2 separate regions of the Homo sapiens genome follow, and region 1 is linked to region 2. A link is an interaction called in ENCODE POLR2A ChIA-PET data of the cell type or tissue named here. Cell type or tissue: GM12878. All regions are shown on one strand. Each heading gives the region's core, and the rest is flanking DNA. Links, peaks and the distances in the headings are about the cores only.

What was found. Peaks named below come from ENCODE experiments on the same cell type or tissue, not always from the same donor. Only the 100,000 strongest peaks of a DNase experiment are listed, where the experiment ranks them.
Region 1: POLR2A ChIA-PET joins it to region 2 with 6 read pairs; 1 of 35 experiments calls an interaction of 5 or more read pairs at or near these places.

What each region holds. Positions count from the first base shown.
Region 1 is chr9:123,995,301-124,000,665 of GRCh38, forward strand. LOC105376267 (a long non-coding RNA gene) reads right to left here and starts at 4,087. Exons shown (of 3, transcript XR_930333.4): 1 at 3,848-4,087; 2 at 3,348-3,419; 3 at 808-1,819. RefSeq lists enhancers at 2,589-2,698, 2,778-3,532 and silencers at 4,576-4,735, 4,926-4,995. In GM12878, for the core only: no CTCF peak of the experiment used is centred there; DNase peaks (open chromatin) are centred at 1,541 and 2,711; H3K4me3 peaks cover 2,133 bases; H3K27ac peaks cover 2,132 bases.
Region 2 is chr9:124,194,776-124,200,140 of GRCh38, forward strand. No RefSeq gene overlaps it. Among named protein-coding and RNA genes, the nearest start is that of NEK6, 60 kb to the right of the region's middle. In GM12878, for the core only: a CTCF peak has its summit at 2,843; DNase peaks (open chromatin) are centred at 2,796 and 2,916; H3K4me3 peaks cover 1,231 bases; H3K27ac peaks cover 3,257 bases.

The sequences.
Region 1 (5,365 bases), core at 232-5,231, 200 kb before region 2:
TTGGCCTCCCAAAGTGCTGGGATTATAGGCATGAGCCACTGTGCCCAACTCTCCTTCTCTCTCTCTTTTTTTTTTTTTGAGATGGAGTCTCACTTTGTTGCCCAGGCTAGAGTGCAGTGGTACCAATCTCGGCTCATTGCAACCTCTGTCTCCTAGGTTCAAGCAATTCTCCTGCCTCAGCCTCCTGAGTAGCTGGGACTACAGGTGTGCGCCACCATGCCTGCCTAATTCTTTTGTATTTTTAATAAAGACAGCGTTTCACCATGTTAGCCAGGCTGGTCTTGAACTCCTGACCTCAGGTTATCTACCAGCCTCAGCCTCCCTAAGTGCTGGGATTACAGGCGTGAGCCACCGCACCCAGCTCTCCTTGTCTCTTAATGCTTGACTCTTCTCTACTGTGACCCTGCAGTGCATCTGCCTGTTTATATTCCCTGGATATCGGGCTGTCTGTCTGTCTTCCAGCTGCCTTCACCCCATCCTTGGTTTCCTGGGCTGTCCAGTAACGAGCCTGGGACCTCTTTCCCATCAGAGTGAGAGGACCCCTTTGTAGCAGGGCAGCCTCAGAGACCCCCATCCATGACTCGCTTCCATTCTCTGAGCCTCCTCCTGAATCACTTTACTCCTTGGGGTCCCTCTGCCCAGCCCAGGAGGCAGGAACCCTCAGAGCCACATGGGCAGGGTGGCTGTTTGCTGCCCTGAGGACCAGGTCCCGGCAGCCTCCCTTAATGAGCGTGCCTTCGGTGACACATTCATTATTCCTGCTCGGTCACTTCGAGTCAAAACTGATTAGTTACACTTACCACCGCAAAGATGTAATGATTTTATTGTTTATCTTCAATTTATTTTGATTAACATCTCCGTTCTTTTCATTGCAAGTGCAATTAGGTGCAATCTAACAGCGACTACTTTAATTTTGTTGAAATTAAGATGAATAAGTGACGGCTTATGGTGCTTTGTTTAACCAATAAATCATAGTTAAGAGGAGTGTATTAGTAATAAATGAAAAAAGACAACTTAATTAAAATGCGTGGAGCCAGCCTCTTGATGTACATCCAAAATCCAAATCTGAATTCCAAAAATCAGAGGGAGCTGAGGGTTAGGAAGACCCTTGCTGCCTCTCAAAATGGTGACCAGAGGAGACAGACGGTGTAGCCTAGTTTTGAGACTGCTGTGCAGAGAAGAGCAAGGAGTACATCTTGATCCTCATGAGGTGGTCGCATCTTGTCCACAAAAGCCACCTGGAACCCAGGTAGAAACAGACTTGGGAGGATACAGGAAGAGAGGCCTTATCCCCCCTGGGGACCCTGGGGACGGAGGGGGGGTAGGGGGGCACTGGCTGCCAAGCCCACACCCTGAATTCTTCCTGGGAACCCATTTCGGGCAGGGGACAGGGCCCCACACCCCTACATCTGGGGATCAGCCCATTTGCCCTATTGAGGAGCTCAGTGCCAAGCCAAAAACCCTAGGGCAAGTCTCGCAGTGTGATCGCCTCCCCGCTGGGCTGAGAGGGACTTCCCCATCTCTTGATTTGGAAACAAAGTGCAAAAAGTCAGCCCTGGAAAGTTTCCCGTGTGAAGTTTAAAAGCGCCTGTGCTGAAGAGGCCGACTTTGAAGCAGCTTGCCGGGGCCCCTTGGCAGGCTCCTGCGAGTCAGAGGGCCGGCCTCGCCTCAGATCCGCTGCGCCTGCCTCCGCAGGGCTGGGAAATGGGAATTGTTTTTAAGTTGAAAAATTACTCATGGAGCTCACTCCTTTGCCACTGCTCTTCTTTTGTTCTCAGTCGTCGCCTTCCTCTGCCTTCTCCTCCTCTTTTGCTTCCTCCTTTTAGTAAAGAGGAGCAGGCGGACCAGGGTTCAAATCCGGGCGCAGGCTCTTACTGGCTGTGTGACCTCAAGCCTGTGACGCAACCCCTCTGGACCCTAGCGCTTTAACAGAAAAGTGGGGCCAATGGTGCCCTCGAGGCGGGGCGCTGTGGAGGTTGGCCCAGGGAACTGCACAAAAGTGCCCAGCACCTGCCTGGCCCCAGGAGGAGGAGCCCCAGAAGCATCAGCTCCCTCCCACTACAGAGCCCTTTGCCTCCTCCTTACAGAGCTTCAGAGGCAGGTCTCCTCCCCCTTTCTTGTGGCTCTCTGAGCTCCTACTGAGCCTTCATCCTTCTATGTTTAAACTCCACTTTTCTTTTTCATCCTCCAAATACGTGTTTCTGAGTGTCTGCCTTGGTGCCAGGCACAGTGCCACACCCTGATGATGATGCGAGGTGAGAAAACACACGATGGACCTGCCCTCAAAGAGCTTCCAGCCCCATGCCTCAGGTCCCCCATGAGACTCCTTCATCATGGTCATTGCATCCCTGTGTGCTCAAAAGTGTCTTCCCAGAAAAAGGAGTGCTTTGTGAGGACAGGGGCCATGCCCAGCACAGGGCCTGGCACACAACAGGGGATCAGTGGCCAAGGACGATGCCTCCTGTGGGCCTGACTTTAAGGGCACAAACAGAAACCAAGCCTGAGTGTGTGCTGCCAGGGAGGCCCTCGGGTGGGGGCATGGCTGTCATAGTAGGCAATGACATCTTTGGGTGCACAGTGCTGGGACATAGCAAAGGAGAGGACAAGAGATGGCAGCCCCCAGGAATAACCAAAGGCAAAGAATGAGTCTGCATGCTGGCCTGGCTTCTTCCTTCCAGCTCAGAAAAGGGGAAATCGGGACTCATGTGGTTGAGGGTTCATGAGAGCAGTTTCTGTGCGCTGAGGCCGGGACTTCCCAGCACAGCCTACAAGACACTGCCTGCCCACGCCTGGCCCCGCCCACCTCTGCAGCCTCATCCCGCTCCCCACCCCACACCGGCCACTCCGGCTTTCGCGCTGGCCTTGCTCCCTCGTGCCAGGAACGCTCTCCCTCCACCACCTCTTTTAGCACCCCCTGCCCACTTCCTACCAACTGCAATCCTGGTGCCCCAATTGACTTCAGGTCTCAGCTTCGATGTCATCACACTTTGGGAAAGGCCTTCCTGAGCCCCAGACCAGGTCAGTTTCCCTGGATATCTGGTCTTATCGTACTCTATATGTTCCATGGCACTTGTATAACTGTCATGAAATTCTGTAATTGCTGTCCACAGTCTGTCTGCCTCCTAGAATGCAAGTTGCATGAAGGCAGAGACCATGCCTGCCTCGTGAATTGCTGTTTCCTCAGTGCTAAGCAAAAAGCTTGAATAAAAGCTGGACAGAATAAATAACCTGTGGGCTGGGCACTTTATGGATTCCACGAATGATCTCAATGGCAATCCTGAAAAAGAGGTGGTTATTGCTCCCATTTCACAGATGAAGAAACTGAAACTTGGAGCAGTGTGACTTACCTAAGCAAGTGGTCTTGAACTCACATCTCTCTGACTCTGAAGCCACACTCGGTCCGGGAAACATCCCTGAAGCTTAAAAGCCAATCATGGTGTGATGGGGAATGGGGAGGGAAGGAGGGAGGGTAGATTTTTCTCCTGCTTGGGTCTAAGGACAGCGAGAGAGCATTGCCCCTCTGCTTGGTGTCAACCAGGGAGGAACCAGCAGGTGACAGGGCCTATCAGATCCAGCTTAGGTTGTGCCCACTCAAAACCTGAGGACAGGGGGAGGGGAACCACAGTCACTTTTCAGGAGGGGCTTTAGGGACCCTGGAGGAAACCACCATTAACTTTTCCCGCGGAACTGGCCTCTGGTACTTGTCCTCGAGGCTGAGGAAAGGTGTTTTGTGGGGCACACATGGCACCCAGCGAGCGCTGGGTGGCCGCTGCATTTGAGGAGGCGTGAACTTCAACAGGGGACCACAGGCACGGGGCACCTCCTGCGTCCCCCATCGCCACCCCACCTAGAGCTGCTCATCAACTCCTTTTAGAGACAGGAAACTGCAGCCCTGGCGGGGAGTGACTTGTCCGAGGTCTCAGAGCAGGGAAATGGCTTCAGTTGCATTTTGGGGGCCGCTGTTCCAAGGAGAGACAGAGAAAGAGATAGCGAGTCCCCCTGAGCAAGGCGAGAAAGGGGGGAGAGTGAGGGGAGGTAGAAGGAAGCCGGAGAGGGAGGGAGGAAGTGGTGAGAGCAGCCGAGGAGAGAGGGGTAAGAGAAAAAGAGAGAGGCAGTGAGGAAGAGAGCCGGGGACAGCCAGAGAGGCCGGGAGAGGCGAGGAAGGAGGCAGAGAAACGCCGCGGAGACCGGGAGATGGAAAGAGACAGGGGGAGGCGGGCGGGGACGGCCGGGGGGACCGGCCGGTGACAGCCACGGAGCGGGGGGCGGGGGACGCCGAGCGCTAGCGGGCGCGGGACGGCGGCGGGCGGGGTGGGGAGGCCGGGGACGCGGGGGACGCGGGGGACGCCGCGCCGCCCCCTCCCGGCGCTCGCCGCCGCCCCCGCCCCCGCCCCCGGCCGCACGCGCCCGCAGCCTAATGACCGCAGCCAGCCCGCGCCGCGGCCCGCGCCCACTCCAGGCGGCCGGCAGCTGGCAACGCGGGGCGAGCGGGGAGCCGCGCGCCGCAGCCCGGGTGGCCGCTCCCGGCGCCCGGCTGGCCCTGATTGATTTGTCAGCCGAGGCAAGAAAAACGGCCCCTCTGATCCGCGCGCCCAGTCCTCGGCTCCCCGGGCGCCGGGCCTCCCTCCCGCGCGCCTAGCCCGGCTCCGGGCCGGCCCCGCAGGCTGGAGCACCCCGCCCGCCTCAGGAGGGAGCCCTCCGCCCTCCGGCCCGGGCCCCGGCGCCCCTCCCCGGCCCCGCGCGCCGCGCACCTCCTCCGGCTCGGCCCGGCCCGCCCGAGGGCCCTGGGGCTGCCAACGGCCCCCTCACCCCCGCTGGGCACCGTGCCCGCGCCCCCAGCCCTCACCCTGCCGCTCCCCCCTAGCCCGGCACCCCCGCCCCCCGCCCCCCGGCCCTGGCCCGGGGCCGCCCGCAGAGCCGGCCACACCCGCTGCGGAGGACTCACCAAGGTAAGGAAGCGCCTCGGCGCGCCCCGGGGGCCTGGAGGGCTGCGCGTGGTGCGGGGAGGGCCACGGCAGGCACCCGCGGACCCGGACCGGGAACCGCCGCTGCCACTGAGCCGGGAGCACGGGAGGGCCCCGTCGGGCCGGGAGGGCTTTGGGCGAGTTGGGCTTGTCAAAGGGAGGACCTGGTGGCAAGTGGCTGGCAGTTGCCGCTCTGTCTGGAGCGTGGGGGAGTCTCACGCTCAGGTACAGAGATCTTCTGTCCAGATCTTTTTCTCTTTTAAGGAATTCTCTTCCTCTGTCACTATCCTCTCCGAATCCCTAAAATTTTATAGACATTATTTTCCAGTGTCTCTTTTGAGGAATCACCTCTTTGCCACCCTTCTTCTCAAGCAGGAGTCTTTTCCCATTCCTCTTCCCCA
Region 2 (5,365 bases), core at 99-5,098:
GTCCCAGCTACTCAGGAGGCTGAAGCAGGAGAATCTCTTGAACCTGGGAGGCAGAGGTTGCAGTGAGCCAAGATTGTGCTACTGCACTCCAGCCTGGGCAACAAACAAGAGCAAAACTCCATCTCAAAAAAAAAAAAAAAAATCAGGAAGTACGATGTCTCTTTATGTTTCTTTCTCAGTATTTCTTTGTCTATTCAGGGTTTTTTTGTGGTTCCACCTGAATTTTAAAATTGTTTCTTCTATTTCTGTGAAAATGCCATTGGAATTATGATAGACATTGCATTAAACCTGTACATTGCTTTGGGTATGGACATTTTGGATAACCTAGAGGAAACGGATAAATTCCTAGAAAAATGTAACCTACCAAGATTGAATTGGAGGAAATAGAATGCTTGAACACACTAATAACAAAGGGATTGAACAAGTGTATTAAGCCATTTTCACATTGCTGTGAAGAAATATCTGAGACTGGGTAATTTGTAAGAAAAGAGGTTCCGTTGGCTCATGGTTCTGCAGGCCATACAGGAAGCATAATATTGGCATCTGCTTCTGGGGAGGCCTCAGGAAACTTACAATTATGCGGAAGGTGAAGGGGGAGCCAGGCCTCTCACATGGTGGGAGCGGGAGCAAGAGAGAGAGGGGGAGGTGCCACAGAGTTTAAAATGATAAGATCTCAGGAGAGCTCACTCACTATGGTGAGGGCAGCACCAAGGGGATGGTACTAAGCCATTCATGAGAAATCCGCCCTCATGATCCCATCACCTCCCACCGGGCCACACCTCCAACACTGGGGATTACATTTCAATATGAGATTTGGGTGGGGACAACATCCAAACTGTATCAAAAAAGTAATTTAAAATCTTCCAACCAAGAAAAGCCTAGGACCAGATGGCTTCATAGCTGAATTCGGCCAGCCATTCGAAGAATTATTATCAGTTCTTCTTAAACTCTACCAAAAAAATAGAGCTAGAGGAAATATTTCCAAACACTTGTTATGAGGCCAGAATCACCTTAATACCTAAGCCAGACAAAGATACCACACAAAAAAATGAAGCTACAGGCCAATCTCTATAATGAACATCGATGTAAAAATCCTAATAAAATATAAGCAAGCCAAAATCAAGAACACACAAAAAAGACTACATGTCATAACCAAGTAGGGTCTATTTCTGACAGGCAAGACTGGTTTAATGTGCACAAATCAATCAATGTGGTACGTTACATTAACAGAATGAAAGATAAAAACCACACAATCATCTCAGTTGAAACAGAAAAAGCACTTGACCAAGTTCAGCATCCTTTCTGGATAAAAACTCTTAACAGTTTTGGCATAGAAAGAAAGTTTCTTGACATAATAGAGGCCATTTATGAAAAAACCACAGCTAACACCATAATTAATGGGGAACAATCAAAAACTTTCCTACTGAAATCTAGAACAAGGCAAGGATGCCCACTCTCTCCACTTCTATTCAACATGGTACTGGAAGTATGAGCAAGAGCAATCAGACAAGAAAAAGAAATAAAAGTCATCTAAATCAGAAAGGAAGAAGTAAAATGATCTCTATTTGCAGATGACATGATTCTATATACAGAAAATCCCAAAGATTCCACACAAAAAAACCCTGTTATATCTAATAAATAAATTCAGCGAAGTCATAGGATGCAAAATCAACACACAAAAGTCAATAGCAGATCTACACAAAAACAACAGCCTAGGTGAAAAACAAATCAAGAAAGCAATCTTATCTACAAAGGCATTAAAAAAATACTGAGGAATAAATTTAACCAAGGAGGTGTAATATTTGTATACTGAAAACTAGAAAACATTGATAAAGAAATTGAAGATCTAAATTAGTGGAAAGCTATTTCATGCTCATGGATGAGAAGAATTAATATTATTAATATCTGTACTCCCAAAACAATGTACAGATTGAATGCAATGAGGTCAGGGGGTTTAATTGCAAGTAAAAAAAATAAAAGAAAGAAAGCTTCTTCAAAACAGCCCAAGAAGAGAAGGGAATTTATTAAAACAGGAGGGTCCCAGAGATCCAAGGCTGGACATGGAGCAGCTTCAGGAAGGCAGGAGTAGGGACCCAGAAAGTTGTCAGGAGATCTGGAGGTAGTGTCTTAGGCTCCTTGTGACTATCTCTCTCTTTATCTCAGTCTTCCTTCTTATTTTCCTTCCTTTCTCTCTCCCTCTCCCGCTCCCCGCCTTGTCTCAGTATCTCTCCTGCATGACTGCCTCTTTCTATCTTGTCTCTGCCTGTCTCTGTCTCTCCCTCCCATAACTGCATTTCAACCTTTCCATGATTGAGTCTTCTCTCTGCCATTCTATGAGCAAGTGGCCAAACACAGCCAGTCCAGCCCAGCTTTATGCCTCCTTTCAAATAACCAGCCAGGAAGGCAACCCAGTATCCCTGATTCTCAAAGCCAAAGTCACAGGAGAAAGAAGCTGATTGGCTCAGCTCAAATCAGCCTGCACCTCTGGTCTAATCAGCTGTCGCTAGGGGAGCAGAGAGGTACAAATATGGCCCCTGAGGTTCCACCTAGGGGAGAGGAGGATACAAGAGAAGGGAGCTGGAGGGCTGGCCAGGAGCACAGATGCCCACCACACCTGCCTGCCCAGTTGGACCCTCTCAGAGACGGGTTTTGACCTGAATTGAGCTTTGGTCCTCTTGGCCCCTTGGCCACGGTCACGTAGACTGCTAGCTGAGCTCCATTCCCTTCATATCTGCACATGGTACTTCCCGTCTCTGAGTCTCTGCTTCCTCATTTGTGAAATGATAGTAACAGCCCCTCCCAGTGGGGTGGTTGCAAGACGACATGAAGTTGTGTGGGCAGAGGACCCAAGGCCTTGCTGGCCACAGTGACTATGACACATCTGAATTCCCTAAAGTCCTACAGTTCCCGTGGTCCTCGCCTACCTGCCCCACTCCTCCCTTCTTCCCCTACCTCCACCATCTTCCCCCACTGCCAGTACGGCCCCAGGATGCTTGTGGTTACAACCAGTGAGATCTACTGCCCTCTACCACCACCCACATATCGCTAATTTGAGAAACGCACACCAGGGTGTCTGGGTTTAGCTGTTGAAACCACACATTCTGACCATCTTCTCAGTCCACTGAGCCTCCGTGGTCAGCCTGGCTGAGCTCTTTGTGGACCAGACATTGTTCTGCGGTCCCCACTCTAAAATCAGGTGGGGGCAGCATTAAGGAAGCCTTGGTGCCTATAGGATATCAGACACCCCAGATGCCTCAGGGATCTCCTTGAATGCTGCGCTACACACTATGGACAGATGCAACTGTTGATGTCATTTCTTTTTTTTTTTTTTTTTTAATTTGAGACGGTGTCTCGCTGTGTCGCCCAGGCTGGAGTGCAGTGGCGTGATCTCGGCTCACTACAACCTCCACCTCCCAGGTTCAAGTGATTCTCCTGCCTCAGTCTCTCAAGTAGCTGGGACTACAGGCATGCACCACCACACCTGGCTAATTTTTGTGTTTTTGGTAGACGGGGTTTCACCATGTTGGCAAGGCTGGTCTCAAACTCCCGACCTCAAGTCACCTGCCCACCTCAGCCTCCCAAATTGCTGGGATTACAGGAATGAGACACCACACCTGGCCCGTTTCTTCTTATTTTTGTTATTTTCTTATTTATTAAGCCAGCGTTCCCCGCTGCCTACTCTCTTCTTACTGGAGGCTGACCACTGGGGACTTCTGTATCTATGGAAGATGTGGGTGTTGAACTTGGGAACCTCAGGCCATGACATAAGGCTGAACAGGCCTCACCATGTCCTTTGGGTGCAAGAAGATCACGTGGAGAGGCACATCCAGCACCCAGCCCCAAGGCCCACCTCCTTGTCCCAGAACCCTAGTCTACCACAAATCTCCCACCTTCTGCCCCAACAAGAGAGTTCGGGTTGTTCCCAAATGGAGTCTTCCATGGACCTATGAATCTGACCAGGGCACCTCAGCTGGGCTGGCCTCTGAGCATGTTTTTTGCTTTTTGTTTTCTTTTTGAGACAGAGTCTTGCTCTGTTGCCCAGGCTGGAGTGCAGTGGCATGATCTCGGCTCACTGCAACCACTGCCTCCCAGGTTCAAGCGTTTCTCCCAGGTCAGCCTCCAAGTAACTGGGATTACACTTGCCCACCACCACACCCAGCTAATTTTTGTATTTTTAGTAGAGCTGGGGTTTCACCACGTTGGCCAGGCTGGTCTTGAACTCCTGGTGACCCACCTGCCTTGGCCTCCCAAAGTACTGGGATTACAGGCATGAGCCACCGCACCCAGGCCCTGGCCCCTGAGCCTTTGCTGCACCAGCCTCTGTTCCACACAGACCTTTCCTGTGCCTTGACCCAGCGCCAGACCCTTCCTGACAGCTCCAGCCCCTAAGACCTGGGCAGCTCCTGGGTCTGTGATGGAAAGCTTTATGCTCACTCAGGAGGTCTCTACCTGGAGGTGCTTAAGCCCCAATGCAGAAGTTGATGAAGCTGCTTTCTAAGTTCAAAAACCTAGAGCTAGCTTTTCCCTTGGGTGCAGCACACACCTCGGCAGGAGGATGGGGTTGGGGGTTCAAGTCCCAGCCACCACCTCAAGTCTGGAACTCTCCTTTTTGTTCAGGCCCTATTGCTTACTCCAGAATCCATATTTTCTCATGGTACATTTCCCCTAGGAGGCCCTGCAGCCACCCACGCCACCCCACGACCCAGCTTCCATCTCGGCTACAAATAGAAAAACTCTAACTCGACTGGTAGACACTCCTGTCTCACAGAGGGGAAAACTGAAGGCCAGCAGGGCTGTTCCTGGGTCAGTTATGTCCATGGCTGTATGATAGGTTGGGGTACTGGTCCATAAATATTCACAGGCCTCCACCTGCCCTGGGTGAGTATACATCCTGAATGGTGTGCTGGGCTTGGTCATGTGACTCTCATCAGCAATTGGAATGTGAGTCAAGTTCTTATTTTTTTTTTTTTTTTTTTTTTTGCTTTTTTGAGAAAGGGACTTTGTCTGTTGCCCTGGCTGGTGTGCAGTGGGACAATGATAGTTCACTGTAGCCTCAAACTCCTAGGCTCAAGTGATCCTCCTGCCTCAGCCTCCCAAGTAGCCGGGAATACAGGTGCCCACCACCATGCCCAGCAAATTTTTAAATTTTTTGTAGAGACGGGGGTCTCACTATGTTGCCCAGGCTGGTCCCAGACTCTTGGGCTTAAGCAATACACTTGCCTAGGCCTCCCAAAGTGCTGGGATTAAAGGCATGAGCAACCATGACTGGTCATCCAAGGCCTTACATGTGCTCATGTGAGTTGACTGAGACCCTCGCACTCCTGAGACCTGCCATGAGAAGAATTCATCCCAGCTGTAGCATCCC